Linked DNA regions of Homo sapiens: region 1 is linked to region 2. Evidence: read pairs that join two places in POLR2A ChIA-PET (ENCODE). Cell type or tissue: PC-9. All regions are shown on one strand. Each heading gives the region's core, and the rest is flanking DNA. Links, peaks and the distances in the headings are about the cores only. Region 1 overlaps AOPEP (aminopeptidase O (putative)). Region 2 overlaps AOPEP (aminopeptidase O (putative)).

The links. Peaks named below come from ENCODE experiments on the same cell type or tissue, not always from the same donor. Only the 100,000 strongest peaks of a DNase experiment are listed, where the experiment ranks them.
Region 1: POLR2A ChIA-PET joins it to region 2 with 16 read pairs; 4 of 35 experiments call an interaction of 5 or more read pairs at or near these places.

The regions. Positions count from the first base shown.
Region 1 is chr9:94,817,789-94,820,696 of GRCh38, forward strand. The region is part of intron 5 of AOPEP (aminopeptidase O (putative)); the gene reads left to right. Among named protein-coding and RNA genes, the nearest start is that of MIR2278, 9.3 kb to the left of the region's middle. In PC-9, for the core only: no CTCF peak of the experiment used is centred there; DNase peaks (open chromatin) are centred at 613 and 1,703; H3K27ac peaks cover 2,500 bases.
Region 2 is chr9:94,920,686-94,923,593 of GRCh38, forward strand. The region is part of intron 5 of AOPEP (aminopeptidase O (putative)); the gene reads left to right. Among named protein-coding and RNA genes, the nearest start is that of AOPEP-AS1, 23 kb to the right of the region's middle. In PC-9, for the core only: no CTCF peak of the experiment used is centred there; DNase peaks (open chromatin) are centred at 596, 1,136, 1,816 and 2,236; H3K4me3 peaks cover 2,397 bases; H3K27ac peaks cover 2,500 bases.

The DNA of each region.
Region 1 (2,908 bases), core at 238-2,737, 100 kb before region 2:
TGGGTCCAAAGAGTTCCCTAAGCTTTCATGTGAAGTATGAGGAAGAAGCATGAGAAGAGAAAATCTCAGGAGCTGAGTTTAAAGAAAATGGGAAAGAGAAAACAGTTCCCAGCCAGGGTCAGTGTTTTGGCACAGCTGGTCCCTTGGGAGAATGGAAGCCTCTTCCTGGGCAAAAGTCATCATGCTCCTTGGAAGCCATCCAGCCACTGCACAGTACAAGCTATAGGATGTTACCCTACCACCCTACCATGGTGCCTCAGACCTGCCACCTCTGCTTGTCGCCCAAGATGATGGAGAGAGAGCTCTGCTTTGCAGTCAGTGCTCTATCCCCAGCTCTGCCGTTGACTGCTGTGTCCTGTTACTCCCTGGTAAGGTGCCATAGACCACTCATCTCCAGAACTCTTGTGGATAAGATTATGTGTAGATGCCGTTACATCTTAGGTCCTCAGCAGATACTGGTTCCTTGCTTCAGTAGGCTTAGGAAAATTTGGTAGTTTTATGGGTCAATAAACACATAAGTTTTGTGGCTTATTAGTGTGAATCACAGATTCTACAGTTCCTATCAACCCAATGTCTAAAATAATTCTCTAAAATAATAGCTCCAGGGAGAAAATAAAAATAGGTATGGTGACTTAGCATGGTAGTATGACAATATGAAAGGTTTGTTACAGAGTTGTTGGTCCACATTCCTTACATTGTACACATTGGAATTTCTCCGTTTCAGAAGGAGCATTTAGAGCAGCACCTACATTTTTGTTAGGTTTTCCTTCAAGGCTGTAGCTTGAACTTTTAATATACATACTCACTTTTCTTCCCCCCAAAAAGAAGGGTAAAGAAGGCAGTAAAGGTAAAGAAACCAGACATTATTTGATTCAGCTCAAAATGTATTTTTTAGTTCCTTTTCCACATTTAATAACAAATAAAGGCCGGGCGCGGTGGCTCACGCCTGTAATCCCAGCACTTTGGGAGGCTGAGGTGGGCGGATCACGAGGTCAGGAGATCGAGACCATCCTGGCTAACACAGTGAAACCCTGTCTGTACTAAAAATACAAAAAATTAGCCGGGCATGGTGGCGGGCACCTGTAGCCCCAGCCACTCGGGACGCTGAGGCAGGAGAATGGCATGAACCCAGGAGGCCGGGCTTCCAGTGAGCCGAGATCATGCCACTGCACTCCAGCCTGGGCGACAGAGTGAGACTCCGTCTCAAAAAACAAAAGCAAACAAACAAAAAAAATAAAAAGAAATCTTGTACCTGATCTTCAGGGATTTGGGATCCCACCTGGATTAAACTAGACTATCCAAGCCCTATTTGCCTGGCTTCCAGCCCTCCTGGAGTTCTGTTCCCACCAGTTAGACAAAGCTCTCTGTCCTTGACCTCTTTTCCCATCACTTTTGGATCAGAGATTGAGCCTGTCAGCTCCTGAAACAGCTGTCTCTGATCTGTTCTCAGTATTATCTGAGCCATTATCTGACTTGTGTCTGAAAGGACTGCGTGATGGAAACTTCTGAAAGAACCCTCTGTCACCCCACCCGCATCTTCCAAATAGAGCCAGAGAGGCCCAGAGTCAGAAGGCTAAGAAGACCAAGTGTGTGGCCAGCAGCTGCGGGGAGCCAGGGCAACTCCTGCCCGCCACTCTTCCTCTGAATGCCTAGCCCTCTCCGCCTGTGTTCACAGGCCAGCCCTCCCCGGGGCATACACAGCATTTTGTAAATAGTAACTGTGTGTCTTGGTTGAGATAATCTTGTAGGCCAGAATGGAATGTCTCAAGACACTTTGCAAACGGGATTTTATTGTTTAGTTTTAGGGATAGGATCTCACTCTGTCACCCAGGCTGGAGTGCAATGGCACGATCTGGGCTCATTGCAGCTTTCACCTCCCAGGCTCAATCAGTCCTCCTCAGCCTCCTGCGTAGCTGGGACTACAGGCATGTGCCACCATGCCTGGCTAAATTTTTTTTTTTTTTCATAGAGACGGGGTCTGACTACGTTGCCTAGGCTAGTCTTAAACTCTGAGGCTCAAGCAATCCTCCCGCCTTGGCCTTCTGAAGTGCTGGGATTACAGGAATGAGCCACTGTGCTCAGCCCAAAAGGGATTTTAATTTTGCAAAAGGACCAACCTTAAAAGAGCTTTGAATAATAAGTTTCTTTAGTGCAATTCTTTTTTTTTTTTTTTTTGAGATGGAGTCTCGCTTTGTCACCCAGGCTGGAGCACAGTGGCGCAATCTCGGCTCACTGCAACCTCTGTCTCCCGGGTTTAAGTCATTCTCCTGCCTCACCCTCCTGAATAGCTGGGATTACAGGTGCCCACCACCACGCCCAGCTGATTTTTGTATTTCTAGTAGAGATGGGGTTTTGCCATGTTGGCCAAGTTTGTCTCAAACTCCTGACCTCAGGTGATCTGCCTGCCTTGGCCTCCCAAAGTGCTGGGATTACAGGTGTGAGCCACCGCGCCTGGCCAGTGCAATTCTTTTATGTTTTTGTTCCCCACCTCTGTTCCGATTTTCCATTCCTTAGGTATAGTACTTTATGAGCTTTTTGTATTAACCCCCTGTGTTCCTTCATGCAGATGCAGGCCAATTAGACGATACATATTATTACTCTCTCTCCCTTTTCTTAAAAGGAGATAGAACACACACCCTATTTTACACTGTGCTTTTGTCAATTATCATTATCCCCTAGATATAATATTAGGCCTTAAAGAGTTTCTCATTCTTTTTTATTTAGCTGCATAGTATTCTAGTCTATGGATGCTCTCAGTTATACTTTTCCAAAATATGGATCTTTGACTTTTTCCAAAATTTTACTGTTGTAAACAATGCTGTGTTGAGCACCTGGTATATTTAAATAGTCAGTGAATCACAAAGATTTCATTAACATACCTGCCATATTGTGGGAGGTAGGGATGTGC
Region 2 (2,908 bases), core at 298-2,797:
TTCCTCCTCTGCTAGAAACATGTTTTAGATTAACAGACGCAGTCTTCTAATCTGGGTGGGTAGGTAGTGTTCAGGAACAGCCTTGAGAAAGTGTTTTCAGACCAGACATGATATTTTTAATCTCGAGGGGCAAGGCGGCAGACATGCAATACGCTTGGCCTCTGTGGAGGAGGCAGCCCCAGAGGTGGTCTGCTGGGGAAGAATGACAACACGGGAGTGTGGCTGCAAGCCACCCCTGCCTGCCACCTCCTTTTCCTCCACCACTTGGAGCCAAAAAGAATTTATGGTGGGGAATAGAAGCAAGAGGGCTTGTGTTTTTTGAGATTTGAAATATCACTTTCCTGCCCATCTCTTATTTGGGAAAAATAATCAACTCTGTGATTTAAAAAAAAAAAAAAAAGACAAGAAAGAAACGTTTTTAGGATGAAGATGTCATTGAAGTGATTATCTTCCATTCTCTGTAATGATGATGAATCGACAGTCTGGCATTTGTAGAGGCAGTTGACACAGACCCTTTCAAGGGGAAAAAAAGAAACAGTTTTCCAGTGAGGCTTGTCAGGGGGAAGACTGATCGCCGGCAGGCCGGCTCGGACCATGAGCACAGTTCCAAGAATGCAGGGATGAGGAGGAGCCGGGCTGGGCTGTTGAGTCCAGGCTGAGGTAGGAGTGCAGTGTTTTACAGGTCCGTTCTGTTTTGTGGGTGGACATGGGTAGATTACCTGTTGGGAAAGAAATACTTAATATTATTCCTTGAAGTGAGCTAAAGAGAATTACTTTTCTTCACTCACTGTTGAAGAAAAGCAATCTAAAAAAAGAGGTTAAATCTACTTAACATGAGACGTTCAGACATTTAGTGCCCAAGGGAGGGAAGGAAATTCTCCTTGAAAGAATATTCTGTTGGTCCTTTTATGTCAGGATTTTGTTAACAGCCTTTGAGAAAGGTTATCAAAACCTTACTCCATGTTTTTGGTTTAGTTTTTAAAAGAAGCCTTTTCCTTCATAGGGAAATAGCCCCAGAGTATCCAGTATGTCAAACCCAACCTTAGAGGGCCAAACGGGCCCCGGAGGCTTTCGATTCAGGTTCCCAGCCGGAAAATTGCTTTTCAGGGAGAAGGTCATGTTTTCCGCAGATAGTGGGGTCATTTGTATGGTTAAACGCCCTTCCTTCTGAGCCGGCAGGATGTTCAGACTTGGCCTCCCTCAGAGGACAGTAGGAAGTACATTTACCCCCGACTCAGAAGAAAGGATTGAAGATGGGAAGGGGAAATTTAGGTGGAATTCTGGCAACGCTGGGTCCTGTCCCAAGCCCAACAAGATGGACTGAGGCCGGGGTCGTGTCTCCAGAACATTGAAGGGTGGGGAGGGAAGTGTGGTGCAGACAACAAGGACTGCTCAAGGGGAAAAAATGAAAGGGTGGGAGAAAGAAGTGCCACCCACCCTCCCCACAGCTGCTTTTGTGCATTCCTTCAGGCCCTCGCAGACTTTTATATTTGCATAAATGGGCCCTGGTGAGGCTTCCACACTGGGACAGAAGAGCAGGCAGGTCCCCGGACAGTGGAGGCTTTTTCTTCATGAATAGTCTTAGAGCGATTTCGCAGTCATCCACTCGTGGAAGCTTCCTGGCTGGAGTCCGCCCTCCAGTCTCTGTAAGGACGTGCGTGTCTGTCTTTCTGGCTGCAGACCCTGCCCACGCAGGCTTGCCCTCCAGCCTGTTTATAAGGCCTGAAGTTACTTCTGTCTTGTTTTAGCCCAAAGGGTGAACTGCTGCCAGCAGTATGTCTGGAATGTTATTTACTTGGTACATTTCTGTGGCTTTTTGTAGCATTGCACATGCCAGAGCCATTTACTTGAAAATGCCAGGTTGCACAGTTTGTCTTCTCAACGGGGTGACTTTCTCAGTTAGGGGAGTTTAGTTCCTGTGTCTCTCAGTTTCTTCCTTCCTTCCTTGTTTTTTTTTTTCCCCTGAGTTAGTGCTCTGAACAATACTGTTGGTGCCTGTTGCATCGCACCCCTTTATCCTGAGTGCCCCAACTCCACTTGTAATTTCTGGGGTTTCTGGTGTCCTCTTCAGAGCACCTGGCAGATGCTTTTTCATTTGCATGCCTGCCCTGTTATTACTTCACATGAAAGCTGTCTGTTTTGGCAGACATGACTACCATGATTGCAGTTGAGCTCTCTGAGCTGAATGGGTGATGTTGTGTAAGGGAACTCGAGGTGGGGTTTTCTCTAATGGTGGCTGTGGGAGTGGAAGAAAAACCTGCGAGCAGTCTTGGCTTGTGCCGAGCCGACATGATAGCAAACAAATGACTTTTGAAGGGAGGAACCGGTGTGTACAGTTTCCTAATTTGGAAGGTTTCACAACTGTTTTTGTTCAACTGATGGAGGAGAGATTTTTTTAAGGGCAAATTCTTCATTAGGAAGACTGTAAACAAGTCCTGGAAAAAGGATAATTGCTGAAGGAGGAGGCATGGAAGATATTTGATGGGCCTCTTTCGTCAGCTCCCCTTCTTCCCATTCCACCTATGCAGTTTTAATGGTGATATTTTGGGTTTTAACACAAGGTATGGAAAATGAGATTAGATAAATCTCCCTGTCTGGTGCCAGTCCTGGGGCCATTTGCACACCTGGGTGGGATAACTCCCTGCCTTCTTTCTGTCAGCATAATTTTGTTCTGTCATGTGAGTCTATAAGCACTTGCAGATATGATGGAAAAGCTTGGCCTTACACGGTCTCGGCCTTTATTCGGGCCTCCTGGAAACCTCAGCCATCCCCGGCACCTGCTCGTTTGTTAACATCATAGCCAGCTCCCCGTGCAGAATGGAACATTTTCTGCTCCATTCTTCTTGGCTTTTTCTGTCCTTCTGCATGACTTCTCAATTTGTTTGTAAGCTGCTCAGATTTTTGGCTG